Linked DNA regions of Homo sapiens: region 2 is linked to region 1. A link is a contact called in ENCODE Hi-C or POLR2A ChIA-PET data. All regions are on one chromosome and are shown on one strand. Each heading gives the region's core, a stretch centred on a gene start or an enhancer-like site at or near the end of the contact. The rest is flanking DNA. Distances are from core to core; before and after follow the strand shown. Region 1 has its middle 57 kb from the start of PIAS1. Region 2 has its middle 99 kb from the start of PIAS1.

Region 1 (7,361 bases), core at 1,250-3,749:
CGTGTCTCTGCTGGGGCTGTCCCCATGCCTTGCATATCCTTTCCTGCCTCCTCCGCCTATCAAAAACTTCCTGACTTTTAAGGCCCAGTTCACACGCTGCCTCCTCCCAGAGCCTTGAGCCCCACAGCCTTTGGTTGGTCATTGTCTGGCAATCATCGTCTCCTTTGCTTCTAGAATCTTCTTGAGAGCAGGAGCCAGAGGAAAAACTGTCCTATCGTTCACCAGAAAATTCACACAATCCACAGTCATGTGCCCAGTTTGCACATGGAACAGTACAGAGGAACATATGACGCATTCCATCCTGCTCTCGCAGGCTTGAGGTATAGAGGACAAACCTAGGCCCTCAGAGTACAGGGATCCTGACTCCAGCACTTAGCAGCTGATCCATTTAGCCACTTAATCCTACTTTCTCATTTACAAAAAAAAAAAAAAAAAATCTTAATACCTACCTCAAGAAGTTGATGGATTAGATGAGCTCATGTCAGAGCCTGACACATAGTAGGCTCCCAACACATGTTCTTTCTCTTTCCCACTTGCACCCAATGCAGTGACTTGCACATCAAGGTGCTCAATAATATTTGTTAAATGAACTAAGCCTTTACTCTTCTGGTGGGTCCTATCAGGGCTGCCCTGGCTCATCATTCTTGGCTTGGTTCTTTTTCTTAAGCTTTGAACTTTGGCTAGATCTGAACTAATGGTGTCCTTTTACCACATCTGATCTCCCTGTGGGAAGTCACAAGCACTCTGGAGAGTGCTTGACCCATCCAAAGAAAGTAGCTTGTGGTCAGCTCCATCCAAATGTCAAAAGCCAGAATCTTCCGATTTTCAAGAGAATCCCCAAATTGGGGTTTTAATGAATAGCTTTTGATATTTAAATGCTTGCAACAGATTTCTTTTTCTTTTTCTTGAGTTGGAGTCTCACTGAGTCACCCAGGCTGGAGTGCAGTGGCGAGATCTTGGCTCACTGCAACCTCCACCTCCCAGATTCAAACAATTCTCCTGCCTCAGCCTTCCGAGTAACTGGGATTACAGGCGTGCACCACCATGCCCTGCTAATTTTTGTGTTTTTAGTGGAGACGAGGCTTCACCACATTAATCAGGCTGGTCTCAAACTCCTGACTTTAAGTAATCCCCCCAGCTCAGCGTCCCAAAGTGCTGGTATTACAGGCATGAGCCACTGTGCCCGCAGATTACTTTTTTTTTTTTTAACATCATATAGGACTAATTGGAAGTGTCTAACTCTGGCTTTGGCCAGTGGGCAGCCAGTTTGCAGCCTTCACTTAAAGCCAGCCACTATGCGCCCATTTTCACGTGGCCATGGAGGTAATTGCCCTTAGCCTTAAGAAGAAGGCTTTTACACAGGGCTTCTAGGAATCCTCTCCACTGAGGTTACCCCAGGCTAAAGGCTAAGGGAAGGGGAAGAAAGCCAATACTTATAGATACACCCCACAGAATACACCCACAATCTCCCTTGATTCCTACAGCAGCCCTGTGAATTAGGTGTTATCATCACCCCATTTGACAGAGGAGGAGACAGAAGTGCAGAGATATTAGATCATTTGCCAAAATTCCACTTTGCTGCTAAGTTATAGCATTGGGATTTGAGCCCAGGACTGCCTGACTAGTCTATAAATTCTGACTAGACTATAAATTAATAAAGAAAAGGGAGAAATGGTACCTTATTCTCTGTATCCTTCCAAACACAGGACTGGGCATGCACATAGTTAGTGCTCAGTAGGCACTGTTGATTGAAGTTCAATTGATTGACTGAGTAAAGACATGCTTATGGCCATATCTTCTCAACACTTAAACAAGAATTTGAAATTTGGCTTGTCTGTCTATGCCAGATAGACAAACTCCCCCATCGAATAAGAAAAAAAAGCCACACCCATATAAATAAATTGAATTGTCGGAATTGAGTCATTGTTGTGGCATCAAACAGATGTAGAGCAAATATTTAAAAGAGTAGAGTTGTGTGGGCTGGGCACAGTGGCCCATGCTTGTAATCCCAACACTTTGGGAGGCCGAGGAGGGAGGAGTTCAAGAACAGCCTGGACAACATAGTGAGACCACACCTCCATAAAAAAATTGAAAATTTTAGGCTAGGCAGAGTGGCTCATGCCTATAATCCCAGCACTTTGGCAGGCTGAGGTGGGAGGATCACTTGAGCCCAGTTCAAGGCCAGCATGGGCACCATAAGGAGACCCTTTATCTTGGAAAAACAAACAGAAAGAAAATAAAAGAATAGAATTGTGATTTCCTACCAGCTTTCTATAATCTGTTCCTATTTTCCCAATTCCTCATTCCTCCAAAAGAACATTTTTCACAGTTAAAAAATAATCTCCAATTATTCTTTCATGAGCACGTCCTGAGTGGGATTCCATAGCTTATAAACTTTCAGTTAGTGTGAGTGGCTGATGATGATGACAATGATGCCTCAACTATGCACAGTGATTAATATCTCAATGTCAGTATTTCACAATATGGAGCTCAAGTTACAGTCTTAAACCAGGGGAAAAACATGAGAGGTATTTTTAGTGAAAATCCTTGTTGAAAGACTCCCCACCTATAGAAACATACAGAATAGCTGCAGGGGAGTAGATCATCGTTTTCCTAAAATTTTGGCAAGAAACTGTGAGGAGTCCTGATAAGGCTGGCAACACGGAAGAATATTTTTTCCTCTTGGTGGCACCCAGCCAGCTCCTGGCAGCCCTGTGCCAGCTTCCCAGAGCTGCAAATGGCTTGGAGCAATTTTATCTTGACTTTATTATCCTAACTCACAACCTATAGAAGCAATAAAAGAGAAAACACGACGGAGGAAATGTGAAGCAGTAGCAATGGGCCATGACCAATTTAAGATGAAGTTCAAAATGCACAACCGAGCTACAGACTTAGTCCAAATTTGAACTTAGTAGGTACTAAGGTGGATAAGCCCCCCAAAATGTAGTGGCGTTAGAAAAATACAAGGAAAAGAACTATAATATTCCTTGGACTCCACGTGGGGCCAGACAGGCAGAGATTCTTTTTCCTCCCTCTTGGGAGACTTGAAATGGAAGTCATGGATGATAAAAATGATTTTCTATGTAATTCATAGGGCTATAATATCATCTGTAGCATTACAAGTGATTGTAATACTACAGACACTGATCATCATTGATTCATGCATTAATTTATGAAATATGTTATGACATCCACTCTGCCCTTAAATAGCTCACAGTCCAGGGAGGGGCTTAGTCATGAAAACAAATAGTTAGAAGACAAAATGATAAGTTAGGTCAGGCATGATGACTCATGCCTATAATCCCAGCCCTTTGGGAGGCCAAGGCAGGTGGATCACTTGAGCCCAGGAGTTCAAGACCAGCCTGGACAACATAGTGAGACCTTGCCTCTACAAAAAATAAAAATACATTAGCCGAGTATGGTGGCACACACCTGTGGTCCCAGCTACTGGGAAGGCTAAGGCAGAAGGATTACTGAAGCCCAGAAAATTGAACCTACAGTGAGCTGTGATCATGCTACTGTACCCCAGCATGGGCAACACAGCGAGACCCTGTCTCAAAAAACAAACAAGCAAAACCCAAAATAAGTTATACAACAAAAAGATGGGATGCAGAGAGGAAAGAGTCTGATTTATCCCTTGAGGATAGCAAGCTGGGTGAAAACCTGAGATTCTGGGGCTGAGACAGGGAATTCTTCTTCATAGAGAGTTGGGCCACTAGAACCAGAAGTTTGAACCATGTCCAGGATCCATGCAGAAAATTAAAGTCAAAGGCAGAAGGAAAGTCCTAGGGCAGGAGGACAAGACAAATGGTTCAGAGGCAGCTTGCATTGCTGGAGCACAGAGCTCCAAATCCTGGAACCAAGGAGACCAGATTGATCACAAAAAGGTAGAGTCAGCATCAATTGCCTGAGTAATTCCCTCAGTCCCAGCAGCCCTGTCACTTCTTTGGGCCCCACCTCATGATCAAGCAACCAATGAGTTAAGATGGCCCAACAGGGGCCCCAGGACCACACTTCATGCCAGGCCTGCTTCTGTGTGGATTGCTTCTACATGCTGGTCAGGGGAGTGATGTGAGAGTAGATCAGCTAGCTTGGAGGGCTAAGGATGCAATGAAGGCAGAGCCTTGCCCTTGCTCTTGGGGGGAAAGGGGGATGTTTTCTCAGAGACACTGATAAACAGGCAGGTGTTCATCTGGTAGAAATAGGAAGTGAGGGAGTGGCATGTGTAAAGGCAGGAAGCGTGTGACAGGCTGGGCAATGGGCTGGAGGGGTCATGGCTACCCATGAGCATCAGCCAGTTGAGTTGAGCTATTTGGGGGACCCTTGGGTATGGCCTTGGTTACAGGTATAGGACTTTATCCCATAGACAAAGAGAAGGAAGATGTTCTCTTCAATTAAGAAGTGGTTCTGGGCCGGGCACGGTGGCTCATGCCTGTAATCCCAGCACTTTGGGAGGCCAAGGCAGGCGGATCATGAGGTCAAGAGATCGAGACAATCCCGGCCAACACGGTGAAACCCCGTCTCTACTAAAAATACAAAAATTAGCTGGGCATGGTTGTGTGTGTCTGTAATCCCAACTACTCAGGAGGCTGAGGCAGGAGAATTGCTTGAACCTGGGAAGCGGAGGTTGCAATGAGCCAAGATCGCACCACTGCCCTCTAGCCTGGCGACAGAGCAAGACTTTGTCTCAAAAAAAAAAAAAAAAAAAAAATTAAAAAGAAAGAAAGAAGTGGTTCTGAATCCTCAGGTGCCCAGGAGCTCTCATTGCCCTGCTAGATAGGCCTGAAACCTGGCAGTCACCATGCTCTTCTCCGTGTCCCAGAGAACAAGCCACCAGGAAATAGAAGGGAGTTGTTTGCTGCCATTTCACTGCCTCTGCGCTGAGTAGGGATGCAGATAGATGTTCCAGCTACAGGGCAGCTTTGAGAGAGTGCCCAGAGGGCTGCAGACATCAGCAGCACCCCATGACCACACCAAAGAGGCCTCAGGAGAGAAAGCAGTTCCACTGTCCCTAATCCTAGGACACAGCCATTTCTCTAGGCCTTGACCTGTGACCTCCCAGACTCCCAAGAGGCCCACAGTCTGTGACTGATCAAGAGGTAGTTTCACATTTGTCCTTTGTGGCAAATAATACATCCTCATATTAAAAGAAAGCTAGCTTACTAGGGATACAGCTCATTTGTCCCTGGTCTGGCCCTTGGGGAAAGAGCTTGATTGTATCCAAAGCATAAGCATCGTCTAAAAATCCAACAGACTTTCTTTCCTTCCCATCAATGTATAAATTCACCTGAAACACTGCTTTAGAACGGTCAAACCTTCAGGGCTTCCAGAGGACTACTCCACCCAGCCTCAAGACAGCCCTGTGAGGGGGGGAAAATGAGGCGCAGCAAGGCCAAGGCCCACTGCTCATGAAGCTGAGCTTCAAACCCAGACCTGCCAGACACCCAGTCCATGCATTTCCCACAGGCCCACAGGGTTGCTCCTCCTAAACGGGCGGAGAAGCAAAGGCTGCTCTTTCCAAGGCTCTGTGGGTCCAGCAGAACATTTGCTTGTCAGGTCAGGTGAGTTTATTCATCTTATAATTTAAACCAGACTGGGCCTTAAAGACAACACCTCATGAGGTTGAAAAGTATGTGGGGAGGGAGGGTTCATAATAATATTTTGCATTAATAGGGGTCTCTGTTTTCCCAAGCATTTTACAGTTCCCACTGAACTGGGTCTTCCAGCCCTCCTGTGAGAGAGTCAGAGCATTTCTTACCTCCAGCTCCTTCAGAGGATTAGGGCAGAGGGCAGCCAGCCTGCTTCACCTGAGCTGGCCCAAACCTCAGCTGCTTCCCCTTAAGGGGTTCCAGTCCCTCAGTGTCACTACCAGCAAGGAGGTTTGAACGGCAGGGTCTCTTCAACACCACATGCTCCCCCTGATGGCTTGCGAGGACCATCTGAGTCCTCACTCCTGATCCTGTTGGGAGCAAGTGCCTTTTCTCACAGGAGGGAGAGGCCACTCTCCTCCTCTGCCTGACCTCTTTATCTCCACAGCAATGTCATATGAGGCGAAACTAGGAGGATAAGATATCTAGGGGAATCTCTGTGTAGTAGTGGGAAACATTTTAAGCTTGCGTGCTATATAATTTTTCATAGTTTGACGGAGCACATCAATAAGTTAAACCCTCCCCAGGGCTGCCATGTTGCACAACTCAGTCCTACCTGGGGCCCTACCAGTCTCTAATCCTGTGCCCCAGCCTCAGGCTTCTCTGAGAAAGCTTCCTCCTTTGTGCTTCTGCCTTACAGATCTGACTTGCACATCTTTTTACTCTGGCTTGCAAATCTTCTCCCACTTTTCAGGAAATCTCACCTTCAAAGTCTAGGGCTTGATCTTACCCCAAAGCATCTCCTTCTCCTCAATACCATTCTTTAAGTCTGAGTTATTGAGTCTGGGATGATATCCAGGGTCAGCAGGACTGATCACAGTCAGCAGAGGCACACTGTTCCATAAAACAGAACTACCATCCGGAGGATCAGGTATGCTTCTTTATTTTTCTGATTAACCAGGGCATAACTTTTATTTTATTTTATTTTACTTTGAGATGGAGTCTTGCTCTGTCACCCAGTCTGGAGTGTAGTGACACAATCACAGCTCACTGCAAGCGCTGCCTCCCGAGTTCAAGTGATTCTCCTGCCTCAGCCTCCCAAGTAGCTGCGATTACAGGTGTGTGCCAGCACACCTGGCTAATTTTTGTATTTTTAGTAGAGACAGGGTTTCATCATGTTGGCCAGACTAGTCTTGAACTCCTGACCTCAAGTGATCTGCTTGCCTCGGCCTCCCAAAGTGCTGGGATTACAGGTGTGAGCCACCACGCCCGGCCACCAGTGCATAACTTTTATTAGGTTGGTGCAAAAGTAATTTCAGTTTTTGCCATTAAGTAATGGATAAATTAGATAGATTGGATACACACATATCTGTAATGTTTTCAGTCTAAAGTCCTAAAACCAAACGAAGCCTGCAAACATCTTCTATTTGGCCAGTATTATGAGTTTTTTTTTGTTTTTGGTTTTGGTTTTGTTTTTTTTGAGACTGAGTCTTGCTCTGTCGCCCAGGCCGGAGTGCAGTGGCGTGATCTCGGCTCACTGCAAGCTCCACCTCCTGGGTTCATGCCATTCTCCTGCCTCAGCCTCCTGAGTAGCTGGGACTACAGGTGCCCGCCACCACGGCCCGGCTAATTTTTTTGTATTTTTAGTAGAGACGGGGTTTCACCGTGTTAGCCGGGATGGTCTCGATCTCCTGACCTCATGATCCGCCTATCTCGGCCTCCCAAAGTGCTGGGATTACAGGTGTGAGCCACCGCGTCCGGCTGGCCAGTACT
Region 2 (7,361 bases), core at 3,187-5,686, 44 kb after region 1:
GGCTGAGGCAGGAGAATCACTTGAACCCGGGAGGCGGAGGTTGCAGCGAGGTGAGATCACACCACTGCACTCCAGCCTGGGTGACAGAGTGAGACTCCATCTCAAAAAAAAAAAAAAAAAGGAAAAGAAGCTGGAAAATAGGACCTCAGCTCAAAAGCATGTTTCCTCTTGAGTGCATTTTAATATCTATACCAGGTTCCATATATCAAATGCTTAAATTTTTAAAAAGTGTTCTAGAAAATAAGGATACTCTGGTTAGAGTAAGTGAAAGTTCTTTACCTCTCCACAGTTTGCCTCTTAAACAAATAAACCAAAACAGCCCACACAGCCACATGCAAGGGAACAACTAGGCAGCACCAACTTTCCTTCTAACAGTCATGGAAGTCAGCAGGACATGGTTAGGAGTCATTTGGAATTACTGTAGCTCCATGCTGGCAGCATTGCCCAGTGGCCCCTGACTCTGAGGTTTCACCATCAGGCAACAAAGCCACTCTGCCTCCACGGCTACTCCTCCTACAGCCTCGCTCTACCTAAGGGCTTGCTTGCTGCCTTATCTCTGCATGGGTTAGCCTCAACCTCCTCAGCATGGGATGTCCTCTTGAGACTCACATTCAAACTCTCCAAAAGAGAGGATTTGATTGGTTCCATTGGTTTCTGATGTTCTTTGGAGACTGACTCCTTGGCTTTCAGTCTATAGCCAACTGTTGTTGGGTTTGCTGTCCATCTCTGCTCCATGGTGGCAGGGTCAAATGATCGGCTTTCTTCAAAAGGAGCTCCACATGGGCAGGTGCTCCAAGAGTAAAATAATCTGTTTCCCAGTACTGACTTGTTCCAGCTGCATACACTACTACAAGATTTGACATCTGTCTTCCCAGTTTATAGATTAGAAGCAATTAACAATAAAGAGGGGAAATGGAAAATGAGAAAGCATTTACAGTCATTAACCAAACATTACTAATGAACCAACATTTATTAATCACTTTCTAAGCAATAAGATCTGGCTGCTAAAAGCATAGCGTGAGGAAACAGGCCAACAATTATAATATAAAAAATTATAATTGAGATATAAGAACTGAAGAGGCTAGCAATTGGGGCCATTTAATGTCAGGGCAAGTTTTGCATCCTTTCGTAAGCCCAATCTGCTCCCATTTTAAAGCACTAAATAAAAGCTAAGATTCAAAATAAATCTGAGCCATGAAAATATTAAGCTGGGTTCTAAAGACTCAACTCAGTGGATAAGAACAACTTAGGTTTTTTATTACTGCTCTGTCACCACCCCTTCAACAAAAATCATCTACAGGCCAATTTGTGTGATCTCTGTACAGACATCAGGCTTTTAATGCTTTTTCATAGTCTATCCCAGACACTCTTGGGACTCTTGGGTTTAGGCAGAGGCTCTTGGCATAAATTTCAACCCTACATGTCAAAACAAATGTTCATGTTCCACACCCATTATCTTCACTAATAACTACAGCTGCTGCTGCTGCTATTAAAATTAGCACATACAGGGTGTCAACACTGTCCCAGGCACTTTACATAGATGAACCCTCTCAATATAGTATTATGCCCACTTCGAAGATGAGAAACTCAGGCAGGTGCCTGGGAAGGTGTGTTGGCCCCATGGGGTGGGACAGATGTCAACGCTTGGAGAAGTCAGCCAGGCTGGGAATCCAAGCTACACTTCCTCATTCCAGTAGGATGAGGAGCAGCCTAAGTGGATGGCTCTTCCTCAGGCTTTCTCCTTTTTGGTCTCCTTAAATATCTATAAAGCTTTTGTTGCTGTTGTTGAAGTTCTAGGGAAAGCATGAAAGAGAAGCAGCAACACCCTGTGGGCAGGAGGCAGTAGCATTCAGGGTGAGAAGTGTCCTCTCAGGAAACACTGTCAAGGCTGGCCAACTGCCCTCTCCCACTGGTCTTACTGCTCTCTTTTTGAGATGGAGTCTTGCTCTTGTCTCCCAGGCTGGAGTGCAATGGCGAGATCTTGGCTCATTGCAAACTCCGCCTCCGAGGTTCAAGTGATTCTCCTGCCTCAGCCTCCCGAGTAGCTGGAATTACAGGCATGCGCCATCACACCCAACAAATTTTGTGTTTTTAGTAGAGATGGGGTTTCACCATGTTGGCCAGGCTGGTCTCAAATTCCTGATCTCAAGTGGTCCGCCAACCTCAGCCTCCCAAAGTGCTGGGGTTACAGGTGTGAGCCATGGCGCCTGGCTCTCCCTGCTGTCTTACTCCAGCTATACTCCTTCCACAGACGACTTTGGAGGTCCTGGGTTTTGCTTGGAGGTTCTGGGTTTTGCTCTCAGGAGGGAAACAAGGTTCCTTTCATATCTGTGATACGTACATTTGCCAGATAATTCAAGTTGGGATATTCTAAACAACCATTTCTTTAGATTTTTCTAAGCTCAATCTTGTATCTATTTGGATTCTCAGAAATCTTTCTGGTTATAGAATGTTTGTTTCTTTTAAAAAATCCAGGATCATTATTAAAAGCAACTAAAACTAGCCATTCTCATTTAGGATCCCTGCAGGGGATCTATACAATTTGAGGTGAGTTTAATACAGGGACTATTTACAAAGTTGTGCAGACAGAGCTTAGGGAGCCCACCAAAGGACACTGACACACCCTGGGGCTAGCAAAAGAGGGGAGCAGTTATCATTCAGAGGCCTGGAGGGGAGAGAGGAGACAGTAGTTACCAGTACCAAGACAGGGTGGCCTGAGGTAGAGGAATGAAGATAAAGCATGGTGACTTGGAAAGGAAGAAACCAAGGAAATACATCCCTTTCCTCTGGCCCTCCTCCTATCTCCTGCCAGTATTTCTCATTTGCCAAACTCTACCGGAAGGCTGAGAACCAGAGAGGCCACTGACATAGTCCATGGAAGTCAGCCCCTCCTGGGGCACAGAGTAGGGTGAGAAAAGATTGGAAATGGACATGGATATGGAGGGGCAAATGGAAGATACCCAAGGCTTCCATTATTAATGAGCATCGACAACAATATTAATCATTTCCATTTAAGTCCCTGCTTTGTGCCCTTCATACCAATCTTGCATTTTACAGATAAGAAAATGATGGTTCACAGGTTAGTGTTCTCGAGTGTCCCTGTAGATTAGAAGTCAAGATAACCCTGCAAGAGGGAAATTAATAAGGATCAAAACAAAAACGGATGATCTCAGCCATCTAGATATGTTAGCTATCTGTTGCTGCTAATGAATTTTCCCCAAATTTAGTAGCATAAAACAATAAACACTTAGTATTTCACACAGTCTCTGTGGGTCAGGAACAGCTTGGCTGGGCGGTTCTAACTCGGTCTCCCATGAGATTTTCAAGAAGTTGACCAGGTCTGCAATCGTCCGAATGCTGGATGAGGCCTGGAGAATCCACTTCCTAGGTGGCTCTTGCACCTGGCACCATGATTTGAATATCTGTCTTTAAATTTAACTGACATTGTCATAGTATTAAGAGGTGGAACATTAAGAGGTTATTAGGTCGTAATGGCTCTGCCCTCAGAGGTGGGATTGATACTGTTACAAAAGGATGAGTTCATCCCCTCTTTTTCTCTCTCTTTGCCTTGCTGCCATGTGATGACACAGCAAGAAGGCCCTTGCCAGATGCCGCTGTCTTAATCTTGGACTTCCTAGTGTGTAGAACTGTGAAGAAATAAATTACTGCTCTTTATAAATTACCCGGTCTCAGGTATTCTGTTAGAGCAGCACAAAATGCATGAAGACACTCACCCTGCAAGTTAGTGCTGGGTTTTAGCAGGAAACCTCAGTTCCCACCACGTGGACCTCTCCACAGGACTAGTTGAGTGTCTTCATGAAATGGCAGTTGGCCTACCCTGAATGAATAATTCAAGAAAGCCAGACAGGGAGGAAGCCACATTCCCTTTTAAGACCTAATCACAGAAGCTGCACGCACTGTTACTTCTGCCACATGCTATTCATTACAAGTACGTCACAAAGTCCGGTCCACCCTCAACAGGAAGGGAATTAAGTTCCATCTTTTTTTCTTTTTAAGAGACAAGGTCTCGCTCTGTGGCCCAGGCTGGAGTGCAGTGGCATGATCATAGCTTACTGCAGACTTGAACTCCTGGACTCAAGTGATCCTCCTGCCTCAGTCTCCTGAGTAGCTAGGACTACAGGTACATGCCACCATGCTCAGCTAATTTCATCACTTGAAGAGCAGAGTAGTAAAGAATTTTTAGGCGTATTTTAAAACCACCATATGTCACAATAGCAATATTGAAGACATTGTGGTTATATAACTGAAGAATTTGGGGAGGACTTGAAACTGCACTGAAACATGACCATCACCAAACAAGGTGAAACCTCCCGAGCACACTGTGTACTGCCTGAAGAAAGAGCTGGCAGAAGAGGAATAGTTTCCCAGGCATCTGTGCAAAGATGGCCCAGGGGAAAATGCTGCACAGGAAATGGTGATCCTAGTGAACACAAGCTTTCCGATAAAAGGAGAGGCATACTTGGTTTAGGAACAGGAACCTGTCATGTCTGGATGAAATATGTGTCAGAATTATCCATTTCCCCTGGGCAAGGCTTACCTTCTGGGAAGGCAATGTCTTAGGCAGCAGACACGAGGATTTCACTAAATCTAAAGAACTACCTCCATTTAATATCAAGTAATTGCTCATTTTTGATGCCCAATAGTGTCTTATGAGTGTGGCTAATGTGACATCAGCCTGAACATTTCCAGATTTGCATAGCTAAGGACTGAGTAGATCCACGGAAGTAGAAATCCCACCCTGGTATGGCCTGCCTGCAGAGCAATCACTGCCTCAGGTCACAGCCTTATCTTACCATGCCTTTTGTTAGTGCAGAACCTATTCCACAAAAACTCATGTGATGATAGGGCACTGTTTATGACAGCAAAATAGTGCAAACAACTCAAATGTCTCCAGGAAGGGATTGGTAGAATAAACTGTTACACAGTGGAGTATTATATGGCTGTAAAAAAGGAGGAGGAAGATGTTTATAACCAGTGCTTTCTGAAAGAAATTTCTGTGATAATGGACATATTCTATTCTTGGACAAATGGTAGCCATCAGCCGCATGTGGTTATTGACTGCTTGAAATGTGAATAGTTCAGCTAAGGAACTAATCTTGTTTTTTTTTAAGACAGAGTCTCACTCTGTCACCCAGGCTGGAGTGCAGTGGTGCTATCTTGGCTCACGGCAACTGCTGCCTCCTGGGTTCAAGCCATTCTTGTGCCTCAGCCTCCCCAGTCGCTGGGATTATAGGTTCGTGCCACCACACTTGGCTAATTTTTGTATTTTTAGTAGAGACGGGGTTTTGCCATGTTGGCCAGGCTGGTCTCCAACTCCTGGCCTCAAGTGATCCACCTGCCTCAGCCTCCCACAGTGCTGGGATTACAGGCGTGAGCCACTGCACCCAGCTAAATTTTAATTGTATTTAATTTTTGCTTAATAGCCATATATGGGTAGTGACTATTTTATTGGACAGCACTGCTTAATACAGATCTCCAGGATAGATTGTTAAGTGAAAACACAATATACAGGAAGTGTAGACCAGTGTATATAGGATGTTACTTTCTGTGAATGAAAGGAAGAGAAAAACATATGCATTACTTATATTTGTGGAAGTTGCATAAAAACACTGAAAGGATAAATTTAAATGGTTGCCTCTTCGACAAGAACAGGATGGAATGAAAGTGAGACTTTGCAGTGTGTGTGGTTTTTTTTTTTATTTTAATTTCCCTTTTCATTTTTTTTTTTTCTTTTTGAGACAGGGTCTTGCTTAGTCACTCAGGCTGGAGTGCAGTGGTGCAGTCACAGCTCACTGCAGCCTCAACCTCCCAGGCTCCTCTGGCCTCAGCTCCTGAGTAGCTGGTGACATATGCACCACCATGCCTGGCTAAGTTTTGTATTTTTTTTTGTAGAGATGGAGTTTTCACCATGTTGCCCAGGGTGGTCTTGAACTCCTGGGCTCAAGTGATTCTCCCGCCTTGGCCTCCCAAAATGCTGCAATTACAGGTGTGAGCCACCATGCCCAGTTCTAGATTCTTTAAATTGTGCTAAAAATAAATAAATAAATAAATAAATAAATAAAAATAACATAAAATTTACCATCTTAACCATTTTATAAAATTAATAAACTTTACTTTTTAGGACAGTTTTGGGTTCACAAAAAAACTGAGTAGAAAGTACAGAGAGTTCCCATCCCCACTCCTGTCCCCACGTACGCACAGCCTTCCACTATCAACATCCCATACCACAATGGTACCTTTGTTACAAGCAGTGAACCTTCATGGGTACAGCATTATTACCCAAAGTTCATAGTTTACATTAGGATTCACTCTTGGTGGTATACATTCTATGGATTTTGACATACATATAATGACATGTATCTACCATTGTATACATGTATAATGACGTATGTATAATGACATGCATCACACAGAATAGTTTCACTGACCTAAAAATCCTTCATGCTCTGCCTATTCATACCTCTCTCCCTTCTAACCCCTGGCAGCCACTAATCTTTTTACTGTCTCCATAGTTTTGGCTTTTCCAGAATGCTCTATAGCTGGTATTATACAGTCTGCAACATTTTCACATTGGAAAATGCATTAGTAATATGCATTTAAATTTCCTCTATGTCTTTTCATGGCATGATAGCTCATTTCTTTTTAGTGTTGAATCACTTGACATTGTCTGCATATACCAAAGTTTATTTATCCATTTGCCTATGAAAGGACATATTGATTGCTTCCAAGTTTTAGCAATTATTAATAAAGCTGCCGACTACTATAAACATCTGTTGCAGGTTTTTGTGTGGATGTAAGTTTTCAAATCATTTGGGTAAATAACAAGAAGTGTAATTGATTGATTATACGGTAAGAGTATATATAGTTTTGTGAGAAACTGTCAAAAAGTCTTCCAAAGTGGCTGTACCATTTTGTATTCCCACCAGCAATGAATGAGAGTTCCTGCTGTTCCAGACCCTCATCAGCTTTTGGTGTTGTCAGTATTTTGGATTTTGGACATTCTAATAGGTATGTAATGGTATCTCATTGTTATTTTAATTTGTAATTTCCTAATGATGTATGATGCTTAATATATTTTCATGTGCTTTTACTTGCCATCTGTAGATCTTCTTTGGTGAGATATCTTTCAGGTCTTTGTCTATTTTTTAATCAAGTTGTTTGTTTCCTTGTTGAGTTCTAAGAGTTCTTTGTATATTTTGGGTAACAGTCCTTTATCAGTTATATCTTTTGCATATATTTTCTCCCTGTCTATGGTTGTATTCTCATTCTTTTGACATTGTCTTTTGCTGAGCAGTTCTAAACTTTAATGAAATCCAGCAAATCAATTATTTATTTCATGG

Evidence for each region. A loop is a pair of places that touch in the nucleus more often than their neighbours do. ChIA-PET counts read pairs that join two places held with the same protein, here RNA polymerase II (POLR2A). Pooled maps may share reads with other maps.
Region 2: POLR2A ChIA-PET joins it to region 1 with 30 read pairs in MCF 10A. The contact joins two enhancer-like sites. A Hi-C loop is called at or near these places in 1 of 50 pooled maps. POLR2A ChIA-PET finds 5 or more read pairs at or near these places in 8 of 52 experiments (BJ, GM12878, MCF 10A and 5 more).

What each region holds. Positions count from the first base shown.
Region 1 is chr15:67,994,134-68,001,494 of GRCh38, reverse strand. No RefSeq gene overlaps it. Among named protein-coding and RNA genes, the nearest start is that of PIAS1, 57 kb to the left of the region's middle. Within about 2 kb of position 2,499, at least 3 of the 41 ENCODE cell types and tissues checked have a DNase peak (open chromatin) inside an H3K27ac peak, as active enhancers do.
Region 2 is chr15:67,951,951-67,959,311 of GRCh38, reverse strand. No RefSeq gene overlaps it. Among named protein-coding and RNA genes, the nearest start is that of PIAS1, 99 kb to the left of the region's middle. RefSeq lists an enhancer at 4,184-4,263. Within about 2 kb of position 4,436, at least 4 of the 41 ENCODE cell types and tissues checked have a DNase peak (open chromatin) inside an H3K27ac peak, as active enhancers do.